2 separate regions of the Mus musculus genome follow, and region 2 is linked to region 1. The links are chromatin loops, found by intact Hi-C in ENCODE. Cell type or tissue: heart. All regions are shown on one strand. Links, peaks and the distances in the headings refer to the core of each region. The heading gives the core; the rest is flanking DNA. Region 1 holds the start of Gm46838 (a long non-coding RNA gene). Region 2 holds the start of Tmigd3 (transmembrane and immunoglobulin domain containing 3).

The links. A loop is a pair of places that touch in the nucleus more often than their neighbours do. Peaks named below come from ENCODE experiments on the same cell type or tissue, not always from the same donor. Only the 100,000 strongest peaks of a DNase experiment are listed, where the experiment ranks them.
Region 2: a loop joins it to region 1, with 2.3 times the contacts of the local background. A loop is called at or near these places in 8 of 42 quality-filtered maps.

What each region holds. Positions count from the first base shown.
Region 1 is chr3:105,822,718-105,835,024 of GRCm38, forward strand. It overlaps Gm46838 (a long non-coding RNA gene), which reads right to left and starts at 3,136. Exons shown (of 2, transcript XR_001784065.2): 1 at 3,037-3,136. In heart, for the core only: a CTCF peak has its summit at 5,827; a DNase peak (open chromatin) is centred at 3,274; H3K27ac peaks cover 770 bases; H3K27me3 peaks cover 548 bases.
Region 2 is chr3:105,870,657-105,882,963 of GRCm38, forward strand. It overlaps Tmigd3 (transmembrane and immunoglobulin domain containing 3), which reads left to right and starts at 202. Exons shown (of 7, transcript NM_027025.4): 1 at 202-355. In heart, for the core only: no CTCF peak of the experiment used is centred there; DNase peaks (open chromatin) are centred at 3,595, 5,595 and 7,455; H3K27me3 peaks cover 1,541 bases.

The sequences.
Region 1 (12,307 bases), core at 2,221-10,220:
ATTTGCATGGAATGATTTATGACAGCCATATAACTGGGAGTTAAATGGCAATGAAAAACTATATCCACAGCTGACTCTACCTCATCCTAATGATGCCAAATTCCATCTCCTTCAATCTACCTTAACTAGAATTCAAAAGCATTAACTCACGGGCAAGTGCCTCAACCAGGAAACCCAAATCAGAATAAGTGATAATCTGGCCCTTTATACTTAAAAAACAAGATCCTCGGCTTTGACTTTACCTCTTCTTTACTGTGCTTTTCATAGAGTGAAAATGGTATACATACACACACACACACACACACACACACACACACACACAGTCCTTGAAAATGTTGCACTAGAGGTAAGACTTGTGATCACAAATACAAGGGGGATACAAGCTAGGTGACTGGGGCTATTGTTGTAGGCGATTGCTATATTCTCATGAGTTGCTAGATTCCCCCATGAATCTATCCTGAAGGCTCATCTGCAACTTTTGGGTTATTGAAACAAATGCTAATGGGACTTACCAAATCGTTGAATTGTAAAGCTTATGTGAAATCTTTTTAAGTCTCCAAATTTTGAACGTCATACTTTAAAAAAAAATTATGGAAACAAATTTAATGTCCAAAACACAAACACTGACTAATTGAAATGTTGATTATTTAATGTTGATTGTATCCATTAATAACCATAGTTGATGAGCCAGTAAAGTGGCTTGGCAGGTAAAGATGCTTGCTGCATAAGCTTGGCAATGTGATGGCCGAACCTCAGAACCCATGTAGAGGTAGCAGGAAGAACTGATTCCACAAAGTTGTTCTATAACCTCCACACAGCACACACCCACACACAATAATAATAAATAAAAATAATAAACAATCATGACTGGATACGTTACCATATAACAGAGAAAATGGTATATAATTTTATGCATTCAGAATGAGTTTAACTGTGTTAAATGACTAAGTCTGTGCCCATGGAAAGATCAGAAGAAAATATTCATAAAATGTTAGTGTGTGGCCAGGTGTGATGGCAATTGTCTTTAGTCTCAGCAGAGGCAGGTAGATTTTTGAAGTCAAGATCAGACATAGCAAGTTCCAGGACACCCAGGGATATGTAGTAAAACCTGGTCTCAAAAAAGAAAAAAATAGTTATTGTGTGAGGCTTGAAAGTATAGTTAATTTTGAGAATGGTCTTATTGTATTTTCATTGCAGGTGTGTATTGATTGTTTAGTTTTGAAAAGCATTTTTAAATGAAGACTTCCAATAAGAAATATACACTTTCCCAAGATGATTCAAATGAACCATTCATTTCCAAGGAGAATTCTCAGCTGCTTTCTAGTTGGTGTGCAAAAGGGAGGAGTTTTCAGAAACCAAATAACTAAATAGGAACCAGAAATTATGCCTCAATTAAGACTGAAGTCTGGTAGTGCTGGTGGTGCTGGTGGTGGTAGTGATGCTGGTGGTGCTGGTGGTGCTGGTGGTGGTGGTGGTGTGTGTGTGTGTTTCGAGTTGTTTTCATTTTAGTTGCCAAGTCATGTGGCCTGTGTCTTCCCACTCTCGGGTGAGATCAAGGTTTCTCCTTCCAAGTCATGGCATCTGGTTCTCCACTTATGCGGGCTGGGGGTGGGGGAGCTACAGGAGATAAGCATTAGACTGACACCAGGCCCCACTGCAGGGGCAAGTCAAGCGGAACAGCACTGAATCAACTAACTTTGTCTCTGTTTGAAAGTTAGCTCCAGAAGTTCCTGGTTTTGAACTAAAGGAGAAAGCAGACAGCGAGTGATCAGATCCTGTCTTCCCCATGATCTAATATCATCTTTCTCAGAGGACATTTTAATGTTTCTTTTTGTTTTCAAAATTCTTCTTGCAGTCATATCACATTAGGAGTCCTGGATGCTTCTTAGTCCTAGTTTTTTGCACAGATACTTTTTTGTCCTCTCCCCCTCTCTCTCCATTTTCCTTTCTCTCCTTCTACCCCCTCCCTCCCTCCCTTGTTTCTTGTTGTGTCAGTTTAGGTCTTAGAAGCAGAGTGGCTGACTAGATTGTTCTCCATGAAATCAGACCATTAGACAAGTGCTCAGGGCTTAGCCCACTCGGGGTTTTTTTATGTTTAGAAAAACAAGAAGCAGGAATCATCTCCTAAGTCACCAGGACAGACACCCAGTAGGGTCTCACCAGGACAGGCAGACACCCAGTAGGTTCTCACCAGGACAGACACCGAGTAGGTTCTCAGAGGCAAAGCTGGTCCTGTCCTGATGAGGCAGCAACCAGAAATGTCTCAGCAGCTTCTTAGTTCATCACAATGCTGGACTGGGCATCTCAGCTGCACTATTATACTTCAAGTTAAAGTTTTAGGCAAAAGATACATTCTAGAAAGCTCAGTGAGGGCTCCTGAGATGGCTCAGCGAAAAAAGGCGTTTTCTGCTTACCTTGTCCACCTGACTTCAATCCCCAGAACTCACATGGGAGAAGGAGAGGCCCACCTTACAGAAGTTTTCCTCTGACCTTCACATACATGCAGTAACAGGTACACACACACACACACACACACACACACACACACACAGGAGGGGAGAGAAAGGAAGAGGAAAGTGAGGAAGAGGGAGAGGGGGAGTGAGAAAGAGAAAGAGAGAAGGAGAGAGGAGATTATCATTTTTTAAAGCGCAGCAAACAAAACAATACAAAAGAAAATTAAATTAAATTTGGTCCTAAATCTTGATACTGAGATATCATAAATCTAAAAATGGGCTGGCCTGGAGAAATACCATTTTGGCTTAGCAGCCTTGTAGCAACTTAGAGAATTCCAAACTCCAAGACTCAGAACTTGGACGCAAAAGAGGGTTATCAGTGTAGTGCCTTGTCCAGCTGAGATTTACTAGACAGCCCAGTATTAGCAGTTCCCAGGGGGCCTGGGCTTAGCTTGAGTCAGTCAGGGTGTGATAGGCCACAGTGCTGATCTCACCTAGGCAAGCCAACCAAGTTCTCTGCCCCCTCCACCCACCCCCTCAGCCTGCTGTCAGCCACCTCTACCACCCCCACCCCTGCAGTTACCTCCTCTCTGCTATTTACCCACAACACAGCCAGCTGTGGAAGTTCGGTGACTCATTTGCTACTTAGGTATTTTGGGTTCATTACCCTTCAGCCACTTTACTGAGAAGAGCCACTCCCAGTGGTGCCAAAATAGAGAAGAGAGGAAGTAGGGCCAGCAGATGGGAGGGGGTGGGGCAGAAATTCAAGGACTGCTGTGGAAAAGGTCAACGGAGGTGCTGTTGTCCACGCCAGCGCTCCTGAGCAAGGCCACTCCAAAAGCAACAATGGAAAGGAAGCACGGCTTTGATTAAAACTTCATTGAGAGTCCTGGACACACAGCCACAAGTTCTCAACAACAGAGATGATGTGTTCAGGCATCCAGGGGAAGCGTCATTGCTCCTTGGGAATATTTTTAAGCAACCACACCCAAGCCGAGTTGACTTGGCCAAGAACAGGGTGGAAAGCACAATTACTTGAGAGTTAAGCCCAGCCTACAACACACAATCTGATCATTCCCTGTTCTCTGACCCCTGCTTCCAAAATGTGTGCGAACCTTTATCTCATCTATCTGGATTTGTTCTGTGGACTGATTTTGGTATGGAGTGGCTGCTATCTAGAACAGGGAGACATTGCATGAACAGTAGAGACATGTGTGAGCCAGGGTTACAGCTAAATAGTAGAATGCTTGCCTAGTATGCCTTAGGTCCAATTCCCAGCAACCACAAAGCAAACAAAACCTAGAAACTACATGTCAGGTCGTCCAGAAGGATTTGGAGAATGCATTTGAAAGGCTTCAGAATATGGTTACAAATCTTTCTCCTTAGGGATGCTCCATTCCTGGTGCTTCTGCTGCTAACTTGCCTTGTTCCAGCTCCAGTCTCTTTGGAATAAATATAAAATTACTATTTGTGATATTTGTCCTTTGATTGTAGTTTAAGGCTTACAAAATGAATGAGAACCCACTGGGCATATCCATTCCTTTCTAATTATGCATTCATTTATCAGACAAATATTCTCCCCAATACTGAATATTAGAGCCAGTTGTCCAGGTCCAAAGCTGGGGCATGGGCTAGAGGCTGCTTCCAAGAAGTGATTCCAGAATTCAGCTGAACTCTTGAATTCGGAGAGAAAGGAGCTATTAAGGACAACTCATGTTGAATTTTGAGGTTATTGACTTTGGGCTCTTGCTTCCTTCTCATGAGGCTGGGATGTTCATGATGTAGAGAGTGCATATAGCTGCTAAGAGCAACTACTTTTCTGGAAACTGAAACACAAAGCAGTATGCAAATGAAGCCAAGTATTTGATGGGCTAGAAGAAAGATCCAGGTTTTTGATGGCTCATGCCATCACAGTCCAAGGCAACAAGACTTTAGTACCATGGAGATTACATCCTTTTAATTAATAAAAATAATAATACCATGCATTTACAAATTAAAAAACATCACTTTCAAATAGCCTTGGGAGTAAATCATGGGCTAGAGATACAGTGCAGTGGTAGGGGGCGTGCTTAGCATCACAAAGCTCTAGGTTCAAAACTCAGGGGGAACAAAGAACTTCAACACAAAACCCAAATACCTGACTTATTTTATTTTACTTAATTTTTGAGACAGGGCCTCATTCTGTAGCCCTGGCCAACCTGGAATGCCTTCTATAGACGAACTCAGAGATCTTCCAGTCTCTATCAATAAAGCACAATTCTAAGTAGCTTTAGGTATAATCATACAAATGAAGAAACAAATCATAACTAAAATTAGAAAATGTGTACAGTGGCAAATAACAAATAAAAATATGTTCCCAGGTTCTCCTGAAAGAAGCTTCATTAGAAATTTTAAGAAATCAGAAATTAAGGAGCTGTAAGTGTTGAGCTCAAGATAAAGGGATAGCAGCACAGAGGAAGGCAGAGGGAGGCAAATGCTAAATAATAGAAGTCAAAATTAAAATAAGTTATAATAGAAACTGTCAAGAAAACAGAATTTGGCAAGCAGTAAAGACTAATAAAATTGAGATAGATTAAAAGGGAAAATCATTTATATATGCATATACATATATAACAGAATTTATAAAATAAGAAGAATGTCATAAACCTCATACAAGTAAATTTGAACAATTACATGACATACCCAGTTCCTTAGAAAAATGAAACTTACCAAAGTGGACTCAAGAAGAAATAGAAAATCTAATTTAAGAACTACAGCTATTTCTAAGCAGTTGTACTTGTAACTTAACATCCAACTACAAAACAAAATAAAGTAAAAATAAAGCACACAAGGGACTGAGAGGTTTGTAAGTAAATGTAGCCAAATGCCTAAGAAAAAGTTTCCCCAGTCTTATAAATCTACTCCAGCACACAGATAAAGAAGCAGAGAAGAGAGATTGACCACAACTTTTTGTAGGATGCTGGGATGATCTTGGTACCAAAGGAAAAGGACAAAAAGAAAATTTATAGACCCATTTCTCATTTAATACAGATGTTAAATTCCTAAAAAAACCCAAACGTATGGAAAATTAAATCCAGCAGTGAATCAGAATTAACATAAGTTCAGACTTCTCTCAGAACACAATTAGAACATTAGAAAACATATTAATTTGCTACTTTATACCTTGAAGAAGGAAAAATAGTGATCATTTCCATGTATGGAGAGGAAACATTTTCTGAAATTTAATTTACATTAGATGTTATCAGCATAGTTATAGAAGAAGCATCCTTAGCTTGTTAGGTGGTATCCACCATACATTTGCAATGTATACAATAGAATGTATGTGCTGACTTAATCATGAAATAGTATGAGACTATCCCTGATGTCTACAAGCTCAGCCCTGGAGGTCCTAGCAAGAACTGCATGATAAAAAGAAATTAAGCATGTAAGAATTTAAAAGGAATGAACAAGTAATTTTATTTACAATCAATATGGTTATCTACCTAGGAAATTCAAGACAAACTACAAATTATTATAATAACAGCATACCAAAATCCACACATACAAGGTTAAAATGTAAATATCAGATGTGATCCTAAATAGGAGAAACCAATAATTAGAAACTGTAAAGATAATGGGTGTGTGTGTGTGTTTCACTAGCTATGGTGGCATACACCTTAATCCCAGCCCTTGGGAGGCAGAGTCAGGCAGATTTCTGTTGATTTCCAGACCAGCCTGATTACATAGTGAGTTCCAGGCCAGCTAAAAGTACATACTTAGACCTTTTCTCAACCCTTCACTCCTGGAAAAAAACAAACAAACAAACAACAACAACAAAACATATTTCTAGGATCTGGAAAGACAGCTCAGTGGTTAAGAACACCTACTTCTCTTGCAGAGGATCCAAGTTTGGTTCCCAGCATCCATATCAGGTGGCCCACAATAGCCTGCAATGTCATCTCCAGGAAACCTGATGCTTCTGCTTCCTTGGGTACCTGTACATACTTACACATGCCTACCCCCCCACCCCCGCACACACATATACACATAACTAAAAATATTTTTTTATTGTTAAAAAAGGTTTTGGCCAAGTATAGCATCATAAATTGTGTCCTAGCACCAGAGAAACTGAGGCATGAAAATCACAAGTTCAAGGCCAGCCTGGGTAACATATTGAGACCCATCTCAAAAATTCCCCTAACTGAAAACAAACAACAAACCAAAATGACATGCTAATCTTGGAAAATTAAAATTAGAAATCACTGGTCAAGTGTATTAATAACTGGAGATAAGCCAAATGGTCAAATTAAAATTAAATCAATCATTTTATATGTCGGATAAGTAAAATTAAAGACAAAAAGGTCTAAATATTGGCAAAGATGTGGGAAAGATATAGCTCTATGGGTTATCTGCACCCACTCCACTTCCCCTAGAATGCATTTGCACAAGATCAGGAAGCTCCTTTTATTTACAAGCCTAATCTCCACAGCATAGAATAGTGCCTGGTACTGAGGGCAGTATGGACAAGAACTAGGAAAGTTGACGATGCAGATAGAACACTCCATTAGTAAGAACATAGTTCCCAGGAAAGCCCTAGGCAACTTCTTTCATAACTACATCAGAGATCATATATATGCATATATATATAGTCAAAATAGCAGTATATGAGACTAAAGAGATTAATAGAACTATTCATATAATACTTTATCTATCACCTGAAGTGAGTAATATAGAACTAAGGGTGTCAAGGTGAATATAAGATATTTTTCACTGCACTTCAAATATTTTCTCTTGGGAGTTATATATTGTCTTCAAGAGCTAAAATAGAGGCTGGGTGGTGGTGCCGTACAACTTAAATCTCATCACTCAGAAGGCAGAGACAAGCAGATGTTTGAATTCAAGGTCAGTCTGGTCCATAGAGCCAGTTCCAGGACAGTCAGGGATACACAGAGAAACCCTGTCTCGAAAAATAAACAAACAAAAGAACAAAAATAGTTAGAAAAATAACCTCAGTATAAAATTAAAACTAATACTTTAAAGTAACATTTGGTTTGGTTTGGTTTGGTTTGTTTGTTTTTGCAGTGCTGGGATTGAACCCAAGGTGTGGTTGTGCATGCTCGGCAAAGTAGCACTGTGCTCTTCCCAGCCTAATTTGTAATAATTTTTGCTCCTGACAAGTTAAAAAGTAAAACCAGATATAATAAGAGGTCTGAAATGACATGTGGATCTAGAGAGGGTGAAAGGAATCAGAGAAGCATTAGAAGTGTTAACACTTGAGTTGTGCTTAGTCGGTAAGCAGGTGGGAACGGGGCAAGAGATTCTCCATGGAGTGAAGCCAGGCCCAGGCAGAGGAAACAGTGCACTGTAGAAAATAGAGCAGCTCTGGGAGTGTTTAGAAGCTCAGCTGCACTGGAATATGACCCAGCACGGAGTAATGGTGAAAGGTAGGTTGGGATGAAACCTCGGAGAAATTCAAATACACAACAAAGTGGGAAAATATAAGCTAGCTAAAGTCCACCACAGTGCCTGGACTCTTATTTCATATAGCAAGCTCCATTGGAATGTAGATACATTCAGATTAAGGTGTTTTCCTAGTAAACTAGGGGTTTTTTTCCACTTAAAAAGTTATGTCCTTAAGAAAATAAGCCAAGTGTAGTGGCTCACATCTGAAAATACAAAACCTAGAAGACTAAGGCAGAAGGATGACTGTGAGTTTGAGGCCATCACAGAATGAGAGACTGTCTCAAGAACGAAACAAACTGTAAATAAAAAATCAAGGAAAAAAGATAAAATGTTAGTAATAATTGTATTAATACTTAAAAGGATGCTACAACCCAAAGGTATAAATAAATAAACATAGCTAACTATAAGAAGATGTTTCTTACATTCCTTTCACAATTATTACAACTTAGTTTATCTACAAATTTTACCTCAATTGATATAAACAGTCTTTTACTTGCTTGACTTAATTTTAGACTAGAAATTCATTAATTTACATTGGGTGGGAATAGAGTGCTCACCTAGCATCTGTGAGATTCTAAGTTCAACTCTCAGTATGGGGTGAGGAGAAGAAAACTAAGTGATATATTTTATTTTACTACAATTCATAGAGGACAGACCTATGGGCTAATCAGTGATGATACGAGAGACCTAGGTCTGTGTATGGTTTGTTCTTATAGAACAAAGACAGGGACCAATCCTTAATGAGAAGGCTCTTTAGGGCTGGTGATATGTAGTAATGGAGTTTGCATTGTAAACACAAGCAGGTGGGCCACATATACTCTCAACTTGGGGAGAGTATGGAAGGACTCTCCCTAGAGGAAGAGATGCTAAGGCAGGGCATTCAACAGTTGCTGATCTGCACCAGACGAGAGAGGCTTGGAGAGTGTGTCAGGAGGTTCAGGAGTGAAGCAACATGTGTGTACAGTCAAGTATGAGAAGAAAGTATGCTGAGAACTTGATAGAAGAAGACTTTCAAGCTGCAGGCAGGCAGACATAAAGGATCTTGTGAGGATCAGTTCTCTCCTGCGGTTCCTGGGAAACAGCAAAGTACCTTAAGCATGCAAACAGCTGCTTCACTCTGGTTTCATATCCACTCTAAAGATTGCTCTAGAAGTCACCTGGCCACTGGCAGAGTGTGGCAGGTGGGGTAGAGAAGAAGCAATTAGCAGAGCGCTCTGATGCAAGTGACAGCGGACAAAGTCCTCAGCTTAAGTAGAAGCAATGAGAAGGGATCCAGAGATCTTAGGTCACAGAGCCCTACACCTGAGTATCTGATCAGGTTTGTAGGGGAGAGAGGGGTAAATCCAAGGGAATGGATACATGTCTAACTTGCTGCTTATGTGGACAGTGATGCTGAGTACCTTGCATGAAGAGTGGCAGGTGACAGGCAAAGATGATGACTTGTTATTGATGTAGAAAGAGTTGGGTTGGACACGCTGACTTGAAGGTGTAGGTGATATGTGGAATTAGTTTGTTTGATAGAATATCACCAAAGAAAGCCCATAAATAGGCCAGGCAGCACCAAAAGCTCAAAGCAAAGAGTCTTGACTGACCAAAGAATAAAGCAAGGCCAGCAAGTTGGCTCCGCTGGTAAAGTGTCAAGCACAAGGACTTGAGTTTGGATCTTCAGAATACATGCAAAAAGCTGGTGTTGGGGTGTGGAGCCCATCACCCCAGCAATGTCTGGTAGGGACAGGCGAAACCCCAAAGTTCATTTGTAAGCAAGCATACCTTAATAAATGAGCTAACTGAAAGATCTTTTCTCAAAAAATAAAGGGGAGAATGACCAAGGACAGACACCCCGGGTTAACCTCTGACCTCCACATGCATCTGTGCCTGAGCATGTGCACATAGTCACACATAAGAAGCCACACACACACACACACACACACACACACACACACACACACTCACACCGAGAAATACATGAAAAGTGGGGGAAAAGCCGAAAGGAAAGAGATGTCAAGGAGGAAGGTTGTAGAGTTCTAAATAAATTGAAAAGGAGGGGTCAGTCAGGGATAGTAAGGTTGGACAGAGGTAATTAGCAAACTTAGAAGACAAGTTTATCAGCAAAGGGGGCACCTTTCCCAGATTGTTGCAGACTTTCAAGTGAGTTGGGGTGAACATGAAGACAACTGTAAGAAGCAGAAAAGTTGAAAGAGGAGCAGCTAGAGCTGGGAGAATGGAGAGCTGCAAGTTTTATTTTTTGTTTTTATTTATTTCTTTATTTTTTTGAGACAGGTTTTCTCTACATACTCCCAAGTGTCCTGGAGCTCTCTGTGTAGACCAGGCTGAATTAGAACTCACAGAGATCCACCTGCCATTGACTCCTGAGTGCTGGGCTCAAAGGCATGCACCATTATGCCTAACTGGATTTCAATGAGAGATCAGAATATTTACTGCCAGGAAACACCAAGCAATGGGGAAAGTTGGATGAAAAGAATCCAGGGATCAGTTCATAGAATGAGACCTTCATGGACATAGGAATAGTCCAAGAGAGAAAGAGGAAAGGGCCGAGTTCTACAGCATGCTTAGGAGCTGGCTAGGTAGTTTGGGAGCCAATGGAGTGACAGTCATTTTCTTATGAAGCAGGAAGTAAGCTGATTGCTGAACTTGAAGGTGACCAGGTTGAGGGCTTGAAGCAAGAACAGAGATGGATAAGCGAGCACCTGGGAAGAGAGGCAGGAAATACAGATTAGCAGCTGCTCAAGGGTTACCTGAAGACTGATCTTGAAAATCTGCATGGCTGGTAGCTATGTAAAGCAGATACATCCAGCCAGTAAGCAGGGGTGGACACTATAAAAAGTTGAAAAGGTCAAGGAAGAAGAGGTCTGAGAGCAGGCTAAATCAAGGCTACTTGTGTAAGCATGTAATCTAAGATAACTGGATAATCTACGTGACCTTGGAGTTTCAGTCTGTTAAAGACACAGAGGGAGAGAGAAGTAAAACTAAACCAGATGGGAGCAGAGAGGCTCCAGGCTGACCTGGTGACTTAAGGATGGATGGCAATTTCCCATTGAAAAAGAAATCTCTCTTCAGGTATCTACAATCCCAGCACTCAGGAGACTGATTAAGGAGGACCAACATGAATTCCAGGCCAAGTCTGGCTATAGATTGAGACCTGGAGAGCCAGGTGTGGAGGCACACACCTTTGATTCCAGCACTCAGAAGATAGAGGGAGGTGGATCTTTGTGAGTTTCAGGTCAGCCTGGTCTACGTAGCAAGCTTCAGACCAGCCTTAAGACTCTGCTTAAAAGTGGGGCAGAGGACAGCCGGAGAAATGGCTCAGCAATGAAGAGTGATTGCTGCTCTTCCAGAAGAAATGAGTTTGGTTCTCATGTTCAATGGCTTCTAACTGCCTGTAAATCCAGCTCTAGAGTGTTTATAAGATTCTTCTGGCCTAGTGGGCACTGCACATATACACATACACATTGTCTTAATCAAGGTTTCATTGTTGTGAAGAGACACCATGGCCATGACAATTCCTATAAAGGAAAGTATTTAATTGGTGCTGACTTACGGTTCAGAGGTTTAGTCCATTATCATCATGGTGGGAAGCATAGCAGCATGCAGGCACACATGGTGCTGGAGAAGAAGCTGAGAGTTCTACATCTAGATCTGTAGACAGTAGGAAGGGACTGGGAGCCACGGGCCTGCCTTCAGCATCTGAGACCACAGGGCCTACCCCCAGTGATGCATTTCCTCTAACACCTACCTACTCCAACAAGGCCACACCTTCTAATAGTGCCACTCCCTGTGATTCTATAGAGGCCATTTCCATTCAAACCACCACAGAAACACACACACACATAATTTTAAAACACAAATAAAATCTTAAATAACATAGTAGAGAGGTGCTTTTCAGAATTCCCAGTCAACTATTCATTTGTGTATTTATCCAACCTTTCATTTAGGTCTTCAACAATGTAAGAAAATGTTTGCTGAAGACTTACTATTTGCCAAAACACTGTGACTGGTAGTGAATAAGACTTCTCTTTCATCAGCTTTAAAATATACTTTCAATCCTCTTCCCACATCGCTCTCTTCTATGGGTAGCATCTCTGAAGTCAGACTGCTTACACCAATGTCAGTCAGACTGTAGTCATGACGTCATTGCCATGGTCTGCCCAGGCTTAAATTTTATCATAGCTATTCACGCTGTCATGACTTCAGTTGAGTTAAGTACACTGTTGGTAATAATATGTTGGGCTAAGTTGCTGTTTAAATTACGAAAAATCGCACTATGAGTTGGCATTAAGAGGCAAAGTCACTGTATTTGCAGGAGGCAAAGAAATAAAGCCATGTGGGTTTTATGCTCAGAAAGCATAGTCACCATTGAGGAAATGATTAAAATTGTTATTGTTACTTTTTTT
Region 2 (12,307 bases), core at 2,663-10,662, 48 kb after region 1:
TAAAATTTTCCAAGTCATCACAAAAGGCCTAGAGTTCTCTGACAGTTTGCTGTAAGAGGCTTCACGGTGCTACATGGACTTTTTGGCAAACATGGCTTTGATTTCTCCCAGAGAGAAGTTTCCCCTTTAAAAGCCTGCTCTGTGATCATAATTGATCACAGACAAGCACCTGTGTCATAATTGCTGCTGACATAGCAGCCCGCATCACCGGAGGATGCCTGGGTGTCAGCTTGCCTTCAGGTGCTCAGCTAGACTTCATCAAGCACATGTGGAGAGCTCTGTATTAGGTTAATGTGCTAACATTAACACTGGTGAGCAAAGTATGATCCTCGTGCTCAAAACGCTGAGAATCCAGGTAAGCAGAGCAGATAAGCAAAGATGCTTACGGCCCTTCAATCAGTCTTGGACTGGAAGTGAATGATCAGAGTTAGGAGACGATATTATCCCGACATTGGATAATAAGACTTTTAAAGTGAGTAGGTGACTCCTGATCCTAGACCTAGAGGGATTAGTTTAACTTTACCAAGAATGAGTGGAACTGGTGTCTGTCATGTTATATGTCTGTAATCCCAGCACTTGATGGCCAAGGCAGAATCATGAGTTCAAATCCCCCCATCTTGGGCTTGTCAGAGAGATTGGGTTCGGGGGTAGGGGAGAGAAAGGGGAGAATTATGGTAAAATAGGACCTAACTAGATGGCTCAGCAGGTATAGGTACTTGCTGCCAAGCCTGAGGACTTGAGTTCAATCCCAGGGACACCACAGAGGAATCCTGTAAGGAGCCTACTCCTTATACAACCACGATCACCTGCTCAGGAGTGGCACCACCCACAGTGGTCTGGGCCCTCCCACATCAATCATTCATCGAGAAAATGCCCCCATAGACATGCCCACAAGCCAATGTGATGGAGGCAGTTCCTCAGTTGTAATTCTTTCTTCCCAGATACGTTGAGGTTTGTGTCAAACTCACCAAAACTAACCACAGGTTAGAATTGAAACATGACCTCACCCTAAGAATTCAGACCCCAGTGACAAAAAGGAATGACAGGCTGAAGGGTGTGTGGGATGACGTGGCTTCAAAGACCAAGAGATTAACCAGCCTCTGTCGACTGTGCAGGATAAAAAACGTTCTTCTTTCCTGAGTTCAGGACTTAGTTGCATTCACGGAATAGCAAATGTTAATAAAGCTAACACCTAGTAAAAAGGGAGGACAAGAGTATGGCTTATCTGGGGCTGGGGGCTGGGGTAGAGTGGGGGACTACCTTCTTAGATGCTGCTTTGGTATCCTCACCTCAGTGTGCCTGGCTAAGATCACTGTAGTCTTAGGAATCTGGAATGCTGTTCCTTTGCTGATAAGTCATTCTCCTAAAAAAATAAATAAATAAGCAGATATACAAGACAAAAAAAAAAAAAAAGTCTAGCCCTTTTGCTGGTGTAAGCAAAGAAGACAGATGCTCGAAGCACGGAGTCTAAAGAACTCGGGAGCTGACAAGCTGTGTCTCCTTGGCATAGAGGATCCCATTGCCATAAATGGAAGTGGCGTTTCAAGTGTTGTTTTTGCCAGGTCTCCCGGACTTAAATGGAACTAAATGCTCTTGCAAAGATGGAGAAGAGAATGAAGGAGAGGAGGGGGCGTGTCTGGGCATGGAAACTGGCTGCCAGCCCTTGCTCCAGAGGTCCAAGTTCAAATATGCTTGCAGGCAAGCCTCAGTTAAGTTTTTTTGTCCTCATACAATGAAGCTGTTGTATGGCCAGAGGCTGGAGCAGGCCACTGGCTTTCCAGAGTCCAACAGCCAGCACCTTTTGGACTTCCCCTTGGTTCTCCTTCTGTTCTAGAGGACACGAATACTTCTCATCCACCCTGGTATAAGCTCTAGGAAGCAGGAGATGCACTGCTCATGAATGAGAGTCTCAGCCCTGTTAGCACGCAGCTTCAGGAAGTGACAGAGCAATCAGATCAGATAATAAAGATATTCAGTAGATCAAGAAGCCATTAAGCATTTTGTCCTGCTTTTAAGCATTTGCCCTGCCCCCAACAACCATTTTAGATGATGGAATTCCTGGACTGCTTGGTTCCTTTTGCTATGTCAGTTTAAATTTGTAAGCTCCCCCTACAGGAATGACTTGACTAGATGCCCATCTGATTTTTGAAGTCCAGAGGGATTTCTGTGCCTACTGCTCGCAGACTTAATCAGATGATTCTTGAAATGGCCCTGACCCTTTCGTTGGGAACAATTTCTAAAGTGATAAATTTTCTCCCCACCAAGCCTCTAAGTATTTCTCCTTCCCTCCCTCCCTTCCCCCTTCCCTTCCTCTTTCCCCTGCACTCCTCCATGTGTTCATGCTTGTGTATGTGTGCATGCATGATTTCTAAACAGTAAATCTTAAGCAAGTTGTTACAAAAGACAATAGGATTAGAGGTGAGAGTTAGTAGAGGCATTTAACCACAGTGATAATAAAATGGGCATTTATTTGGTTTTGACTCTGCCAGGTACTGTTAAAGGTACTTAATGAATTGAATTCATATAATACTCAGTGTGACTCTGTGTTATTATCATCAACACCTTAAAAATGGAGAAACTCACAGGGGAATGCCAGGGCCAAGAAGTGGGAGTGGGTGGGTGGGGGAGTGGGTAGGGGAGCGGGTTGGGGACTTTTGGGATAGCACTGGAAATGTAAATGAAATAAATACCTAATAAAAAAAAAACAAAATAAAAAAATAATTCCAAATTTTAAAAAATGGAGAAACTGAGGCACAGAAGAGTAAAGTCACAAAGTTGCTAGATCATTGAGTCTGGCTCCCAAATCCATTACTTACAGCCAAAATGCTGGACTGATTTACAGTGAATGGGGTGTTACCTAAGTTTCATGCCTCCTGAATTCAGGAGAGCCATGACTATACTTCTGGGTATAGTTCCTAACTATTCATCACCTTTGTGTTCTGATCACCAGGCATATGTAGGAAATAATGGGAGGAGAAACAGGGTGGAGAGTAAGGGGTAGTTGTGTCATTGAGAGCACACACCTGACCGTTCATGTGCTCATATATGCACATACTTATTTATTATTCATCTAAAGAAAGTATGCATGTGCATTTGCATAGATGTATATGCAAGTGTGCATGGGGGGGGGGAGCAGAAGTCAACCCCAGGTGTCATCCTCACCTTCTTTTCCTTTCTGATTGAAACTGGGCCTTGTCACTGGATTGGATCCCACCAAGTTGGCTAGGTTGGCTGTGCAGAAAGCTTCAGAGATCCGTTTTTCTCTGCCTCCTCAGTGCAGGGATTACAAGCCCAGGCTCACACCTAACATTTTAAAGTTCTGTCTTTCTTTTCCAAACATCAGTTCTGGGTATTGGACACAGGCCTTTGTGCCTTACAAGGCTAACACTTACAGACTGCACTATCCCTGTAGCCTCTTTTTTTCTTTGAGATGGGTTCTTATATAGCTCTGGCTGGCCTGAAACTTGCTGTAGAGCTGAGACTACCCTTGAACTTGAGAAGCTCTTGTCTCCATGTGCTTGGATTGCCTGCATTCACCACCATGCCCAGCTCTGCCTCTTTTTTGTATTTGCGTCATTTCGGTACTCCCTGAGACTTTCTCGGCAGGTTATACATAGCCCTTCCCCGAGGGATCAGTTTTTCCCATTCCAGGTCATGGGAAGGGGCAAGGAGGAGAAGACTTCCTTTTCAAGAGCCTGTCAGAAAACCATGTTTGGAAAGGAACACATGAAAATTGATCAGTAAAAACAGTCAAGAGCTTACCAGTCCTCTGTGTATGACAGGGTGCCCTCAGCAGCTTTAGGGTATAGGGGGAGACCAGCCCTGCTTTTTTTAGGAACTCAGCATTGAGAAAACCAGATATCCAGGGTCCCAGGGTCACCCTCTCTGGCCCTGTCATTTACCCATATGCTATCTTTATAAGCAGCATGAGTGTTTTACCTACCTGCATGTATGTATACTGCATGCAGTAACTGCAGAGGTCAGATGAGGGCATGGATCCCCTGGAACTGGAATTACAGATGGTTGTGAGCCACTAGGTAGGTGATGGAAACTGAAGCTGGGTCCTCTGAAAAGCAGCAAGTGCTCTTGGGCACTGAGCCATCTCTCCAGCACTGCCCCCACATCCTTTTATACTGTTTTATACTTAGGACTTAAAAGAAGATCCAATTCTTACACAAAGACAATTGAATGTCCTGCTGTTATTATGCTGTATGAGGTTGTACTGGTATTCAAAGATACATTTGGTATGTTATGAGATGGCATATGCTTGTATTCATATTGTGGTCCCATTTGTGTAACAAAGATAAAAATACACAAATAACAATAAAATATATAATGATTACATCTACATAACCAGGCATTACTTTAACTTATTAGTCTTTCAAAGAACTCTGTGGGTGCCAATGAGATAGTTCAATGGTGAAAGTGCTTTGCCTCCTAGCCTGATTATATGAGTTTGATTCCTGAGTCCCACATTGTGGAAGGAAAAAACTGATTCCTCAAGTTCCCCTCTGACCTCCACAGGTGGCATGTGCACAACACACACACACACACACACACACACACACACACACACACACACACTTTTTTCAAGTAATATCTATATAGTAGATATTACTATTATATCAATCTTATATGGATAAACTAATGAGTAGAAAGGTTGCCACTTCTTTAATGTTCCTGAAATAGTAAATGACAAGGTCAGAATTCAGTCTCAGGTGTTACGGTTCCCAAGGGTCTACTATTAGCCAATAGGCTAACCTATAAGTGGTGTGTAAATGTAAACAAAATCTAAACAGACACACAACAAACTGTCATTAGCCAAGAGGTATGAAAGTGGGTTGGAAAAAGAGGAAGGGATATTTTCTTTTTACAAAATATAATCCTCCCCCACTTTGGCAATGCTGGGGATAGAACCCAGAGCTCCATTGAAGGAGTTACCCTGAAATTAGATTATGACTTATTTACAACGTTGTGCTTCTTCCATTAAGGGATACAAACGGCTGTGGAGTCAGTGGGACCTTAGGCAAAGGGAGAGAGCCCATGGGATCTGTTTCTAAGTAGGGAGAATGAGAACTGGGTCAGGTTGATAAGTGGAAAGGAAAAGAGGAATGTGAGGAGAAGGAGAAAGAACTGAGCAGCTGAAAGAGTCAGCAAAGAAGGGGTGGGGTTCAATCTGTGAGTTGATGTGTGGCCAAGAAGTAGATATTTAACACAGTCAACCTTAAGGACCCACATTTCAGTATAAAGTCTTGGGGTGAGGCAGATCTGTGTATGCAGGTCACAGAAATGAAGTATTTAGCACATTTATAAAATTAATCAGTAATTGTAATTTTCTAGGTGAGGTGGAGAGGGTGGTCAGAGATCCCTTGGAGGATTCCAGTCAGAACAGGGTTGGCTTCACTCTGAGGCCAACTGCTGATTTGGAGGGAAGGTTGATCTCCTGTCTGTTGATTATTATGGATGAGTAGCGTCGCCCATGGTCACAGAAGCCTGTCAGGGCAGGGGTCATGCGTCAGCTGTTGGGACACTTAGCTGCCCTGGTGACAGGCCTCTCTAACCTGGTCCCGTGCCAGCAGATCCCAGCAGCTCTTCTGCCTGGTCTGCTATCAAGCTCAACCACCTTCGCCCTTGAACCAGGCTGAGGGCTTTAGAGGAAGGGCCATTGGTACACAGCTTCAGACAATGCTCAGCCCTGGAAAGTGACCCAAAGCAGCCTTCACCCTGCTTTCCAGGGCCTGGGCAGAGGCCACTGTTATAGGAAAGACTGAGTCTTCAGAGAAAGGTAAGTCTGAGAGGACTGTCAGCAGGCCCAAGGACAGACATGCTTACAATATTCTAATAACTGGAGTCTTTCTGGAGTAAAGACAAGACTGGGTTGTCCCCCCACCATCACCACCACCTATGCTCAGATGATCTTCATCTTAGGACACGGCACGCCTTCCTTTGACAAGTGAAGACGTATCACCTCTGTCACCATTTCTTCCTCAAATAGCTGCTAGGATAGTGACGACAGCTGTTTTCTGAGTGAATATTGTGAGTCAAGACTCCTACAGAACATTCTTCACAATGAGACGCTACCTTATTTTACAGATGGTGACATGGAGACTTAGAGATGCTCGGAGTCCCACTTATTTGTTTCAGGGGTAGGATTTGAATTCAGGTCTGTTCTGATCTGAATCTCTTAAAACTGTACATTGTGTTTCCCCAGCTGGTCCTTTCAAACATGGATAAGAGTGGCATTTGAGCCAAGCACCCTCTAACGAGTGAGCAAACTGTAGTATAAGCATGTATATGTTACAGGGCACAGTGTCTCCTCTTCCCTGCCTTCCCTGCTATAAGTACCACTTGTAGACATGTCGTAGAAGAGACACTCACTCAGCTTCTAAGTACCATGAGCTCCTAGAAGACTCAAAGCCTCAATCTTACTTCCGTACGTCTAGAACTGAATTCACGCCAGCTGTGTCCAGCGGTCTGTGAGGTGTGCCAGGCTGATCCTTCTTTCTTTCCCGTGCCAAGCCAGAGGTCCTCTTGCCTGAACACTGCTATCTATCCATCAAGATGATGGGCACCTGAGACATGTATCTCTGCCGACAGCGTCTACTCCTGGCAAAGCTCATCTGTGTATTTGTAAGAGCCGGGTGTGATTTCCTTGGTCTTGAGTGTGGGATCTAAGCCACTTGAATCAAGGTCTCATCTTTACTTAAGTTATGGAGTCCCCCAGAAGGGCAAATGAGGATGATTCTGAGAAAAGAGACTTCACAGCTGGTTCAGTCTTTGCGTGGGTAGAAATGCACTCACTACTTGTGAGTAATGTCGCAGACAGTACTGTTTACAACACACCCCCAGATAGACAAAGAACACACTGGAGACTTTTACTTCTGACCAAGATAGAGTAAGAGGAGCCAAGTTTACCTTCCATGTCATAAACTGGACAAAATGCGTAAGACAACAGTATTCTGATGCTAATCTTATCAGGCTGTTTTGGAAAGCGCTTCCTAAGGAAGCAAAAACAGAGGAAGTGGGACTTGTAGTTAGCAGGCTTGCTATTAGGGAAGTTTTCCATCTGATAGGTTATTTCTGCACTGGTGAAATGAGCCAATTCAAGCCAGATTAGATTATATTAAAGGCAGGTTTATTGGGAAGCTGCTCGGGCAAGTTCCCTGGCCCCAAGGATTCCTTGGCAGACTTAGAGCCAAGTCTCTCTGGACCCCACAACCTCTCCTGACTCCATTTTTTTTCTTTCTCTGCTTGCCTCACAGAATACCTTCCCTCCCCCACCCCTTGAGACACAGGCCAAGGGCCACCTTCTCCCCTCTTACCCACCCCCTCCTCCTTTGTCTCTTCCCACTGTCCCTTCCTTTTCCTTACCCTCACAGGCTCCATTTGATGGTCAACAGCTTCCCCTTTACCCATCTCCTCCCCATCCTCTTCCGGCCTCGATGCTTACTCTGCTCTCTTCCTCTTCTGTGACCTCACACCCCACACCCTGGTCTCCATCCACACACTGGCCTGCTCCACAAGGAGTGTCTCCTGTGGCATCTCACACATGGTCCAAACAGGCCTCTGCTCTCCTCTGCCCACTCTGGGAGGTGGTGGGAGCTAAGTGGTTTGCTTGAGTCCATGATCCTTTTTCTCTGCAGGACCTATCCCCAGGTTGGAAACGGCTAGGTTTCTTCTCTGCCAACCCATCCGACTGTATTAAAAGGTTCTGCTACCTTTGCCAGGCCTATGACCTAACTTGTCACGACCTTTATGTCATCCAGGCTTCCACCCTTCCTCCTGAGGAGTGTGGATGGGTTCAGGCAGCTGCCAGGCAGTGTACAGACCAGACCCACCCTGTGGGTAACAAGGTGACACCATCTACAGAACCCAACTGGAATTACCTCTTTTCTAAATCGATTACCAGAGTCCATGATCCTATATACCCGCCTGAACCCAGCCTCCTCAGCGGGGGACGGGATCATTGATACTCATTTTACTTCTCATTCTTGGCCAGATGTTTGGGGGGCGGGGGTGGTGGTGAGGATGGTTCTCAAACCCCCATACAGGAGTTGGTAAAAATGACTTTTAAAGTCTTTAATGCCTGGATGAGGCGAGCAAGCTTTCCCAATAGGCTCAGCCCAAGCCTTAGTAGCTTCCCTGAGGCCAAGAGCATCCCTGAGGAGGGAAGAGGGAGGTCGGCCATGCCCATCCTGCTGGGGTCAGGCCTAAGCCAACTCTGCCAGGAATGTGTTTTAAGTGCAGTCGGTCAAAAAGGACATTGGTCTCTCAGCTGCCTCAACCTGAGGCAGTCCACCAAGCCATGCCCTGCCTGCTGACAGCATGGTCACTCAAGTCGGAATGCCCCAAAGCTATCTCGCCCTCTGAGACCCGCCAAGTAGGCCCAGGTCAGCGCAGGTCCCTTGGTCCCATCACCAAATTTCCACCTAAGAACCCTGCCACTTCCCTGGATTCTTGCAAAACGATTTCTTTCACACTCTTTTCTGGTCATGCCTGTCTGCCTAGGTTCGATCCCTGAGTTTTGGCTCCATCTGTTAGGTTATTTGTTTGCCAGTGAAATGAGCCAGTTCAAAACAGATTAGATTATATTGAAGGCAGGTTTATTGGGAAGCTGCTCTCAGTCGAGATCGCTGGCCACAAAGGACCAAGGCCAGGGGAATTGCCATGGAGGGAAAAGGGAAGAGAAAGGGCAGAGAGAAGAGAAGGAGAAGAGAGAGGAAGCAAGAGAAGCCAAAATGCCTGGATTATATAGGAAAGAGCCTCTGGGCTAGGGCAGCCCTGCCCTGGGGTGGTAAAGTTTAGGGTTGGGGTCAGGGTATGACAGGTAGGGACTGAGAGATGCTGGGAGAACCTGGAGGCCAGGTCTGCTTTGATATGTAAAATATGCACCTCAGTGCCACTGGTCCTGGGGTGGAAACCATATACCATTGTGGTGCAGGGAGGAGAAAGGCAGGTAGTGGGTTCAGGACAAGGAACTGGGAGCTGATGGAGACAGCAGAGGAAAGCACTGGAAATGGCAATGTGTCCCAGGGAACGCTCTGGGGGATCAGAAGTTGCCTGGTCAGTGCTTGTCAGCTCACACATATTGGGAATTTAGCTGAGGCTTGGGGAGAATTACCCAGAAAAAGCCAGAGTGGAAAACTTCATAGTTAGTGGGGTTTGGGGTGAGAGTGCTTAGAAAGCTAGGTCCTTAGTCATGGGTCAGAAGTATCCCTAGACAAAAGGTGGTTGTGATTTCCCCTATTAACAGAAGCCCAGAAAGGACAAAATTATTCCCAAGTAATTTAGCTGTGCTCTAGAAAATCAGGTATATTTATGAGATGACATAAATGTCTTAATACTAACAAGACAAAGTCTACCAGGCCTATTATCCAATCCAAAACATAGCTGGAATAGAGAGAAACAGGAATACGACTAACAATGAGGGCCATCCAAACAGAGACCAGAAATGACACTTTTGATGGAATTCGTAGATAAAGTTTGTGTTGTTTTTGGTTTTGGTTTAGACCAGGGTCTTCTGCAATCAAGACTAGCCTGGAACTCACAATCCTCCTGCACCCTCTGAAGTGTAGGGCTTGCTGGTCTGTGCCGCCCTGACAGTTGTCAAGGGGTGGTTCTAATGCATCCTCTGTCCTGAAGAAGGCATAGACTGAGCATTTGGAGGACAGGGAAGACGGCAAAAAGATAGCTGGGTGCGGTGAGATATATACACATGTAATCCTAAAGGTTTGCGAAGCTGAGACAGAGGAATTGCCTCAAAGTGGATGCTGCCTGAGCAACATGTTTTAGTTTCTCTTCCTTCTGTGGTGATATGAAATACTCTCAAGAAAAACAACTTAAGGAAGAGAGAGGGTTTATTCTGGCTCAGAGGTTACAGTCTTGGCAGGGAAGCCAAAGCAGCAAGAGATCTTCAGCCAATCAGAGAGCAAGCTAGGGAATGGTGCCACCCACAGAGGGTCTTCCCCACCCGATTAACCTAATCAGGATCTTGTCTGCCTACCTCAGTTAACAGAAACAAGATACTTTCCCACGGGCATGCCTCGAGGCCCATCACCCAGGTAATTCTAACTTCTGCCAAGTTGATAATTATGTAACTTGCTTCATACAAAGCAAGTTCCATACCAGCTAGAGCTACAAAGCAAGACTGGGCCTTACCATACCACTGTACCTCACCTCCCCCATGGAGAATAAAACCACAATCAAACAAAACAAGCAAGCAAGAAAACAAACACAAATTTGTCTTATGGGCCTATAAAAGAACACCCAAACTGGGATGATTTGCACATGTGAAGAATTTCCTGCTGGTGAGGACTTTCTTGATTACAAGACACCTGGGTAGGAAGAAGAGCAAAAGTGTGTGTGTGTGTGTGTGTGTGTGTGTGTGTGTGTGTGTGTGTGTGTGTGTGTGTGTTTGTGTGTTGGTTGTTGGGGAGTGTGGAATACATCCTTTTACTAGGAACTCATCCCTACAACTCAGACAATAATTCTTGAGAGCATCCTCATGACTTCATAAGGGCATTCCTTATGTTCTCATTTATCCACACCATTGCGCATGTACAGTGCAGAACACATCCAAAGCATAGCACAATTCAGCAGCAACAATACCATTCAAAAATGACTTTTTCAAGGGGCTAGGGAGGTGTCTCCATTGATAAAGGGCATGCTTGTGCAAGTCTGAGGACCTGAGTTTGACTCCCCAGATTTCATGTACGAAAGTAGGGTATGGTGGCATGCTTATATAATGCCAGCACTGGGGAGGCAGAGAGAGGAGAATTACAGCAGCTTTCTGGAACCCACAGAGATGGACCCACACATGCAGCTAACTGATTTTTAAGAATGGTGTCAAAGCAACGGAATGGGCAGAGGACAGTCTTTTCAACCAAGAGCACTGAATGCAATCAAGTGAAGTTCAGCCCTTACCTTACACCATCTACAAGCCAACTTGAAGTGTATGTAGACATGAACGCAAAGTTAAGACTGTGGAACATGTATTAATCTATACTGACAGACCACGGGTCCATAGAGAATGCAGTGAGGAAGAGTGAGGGAGTGGTTATGAAGAGAAAGGAAGAGACTCTGGGAGACATGCTTACTTTGGTGGTTGTAATGAGTGATAGAAATAAACGTATGCCATGATTTACCAAAATGTGTACTTCATGTGCGCTGCATTGCACATCAATGCAAGTTTAAACAAAATGGAATTCATTTTAGACTGATACTCACTAATAATCAGACAACCCAAATAATAATGCCCTTCCTATGTGCTGTGGAGCCCGACATACCCATTTTCTTCCACTTAAACTGAGAATATTCCATGGTCTTGATCCTTAGCGTTGACTTCACAATTCAACACCTGCAGTTTGAAAACGTCATGTTAAGATGTAACTGGGAAGAGAAGGATTTCACAGAAATGGCCTCATCACTTCATGGAACAAGCCCTGCAGAGGCAGTTTCTGTGTCATTAGCACAAATCTTCCTCTTTTCTACTGTCTATGTAGTTGAGGCATCACCAAGTTCTACCATTCCTAGAAGTGCCAGCCTTTCGAATTCTTGGCTCACAGACTCTCTTGCTACTTACTGTCTGACCTGGGCGAGGGATCACCACTTTTATGAAAACTCTCCGTTGTGAGGAGTCGGGGGTCCTTGGGGGACACTGATGCAGAGGCTCCCGAGATTGATGACTGCATAGTTGCTAAAGGTGGCGAAGGCCTTCAGACTTCAGCCACCTGCTCTTGGCTGTTTCTCTCATAAAGGAAAGTAAGCCAGCTCCGGCAAGAATCCCATCTCTGAAATATCTTAATGGTTTCCTGGAGAGGTTACTTGCAGTTGTTGCTAGTTTTGCCCTCAATATTTGAAGATGGAATGCAAGAAGATCTGGCTTGCTAATGTACAGCACATGACTATAGAGGCCACTAAAGAAGAGGGAAACTCATGAAGCCATTGGAAGGAAGCAGAGAAAAACAAAACAAAACAAGCAATAAGGGAAACCTAGGCTTGGGATAGCCTCATTCTACCATGAATTAGTGCTCCGGTAACTTAATAATTATGTGCCTAGTGGTCTCTTCAATTACACATCTCTCAGTGTCACAAACAGTGGTGTAATTTGCCCATTAGGTCCAAATTAGCTTGGGCATGGTGGCTTATGTTTGTAATCCTAGCATTTGGCAGACGGACTAGGCTGTAAGGTGGGACCTGTCTAGATTCCCTTTCTGCCAAATGACAGACTTTGTTTTTTTTTTTTTAATATATCTTAAGTACACTGTAGCTGACTTCAGACACACCAGAAGAGGGCATCAGATTTCAT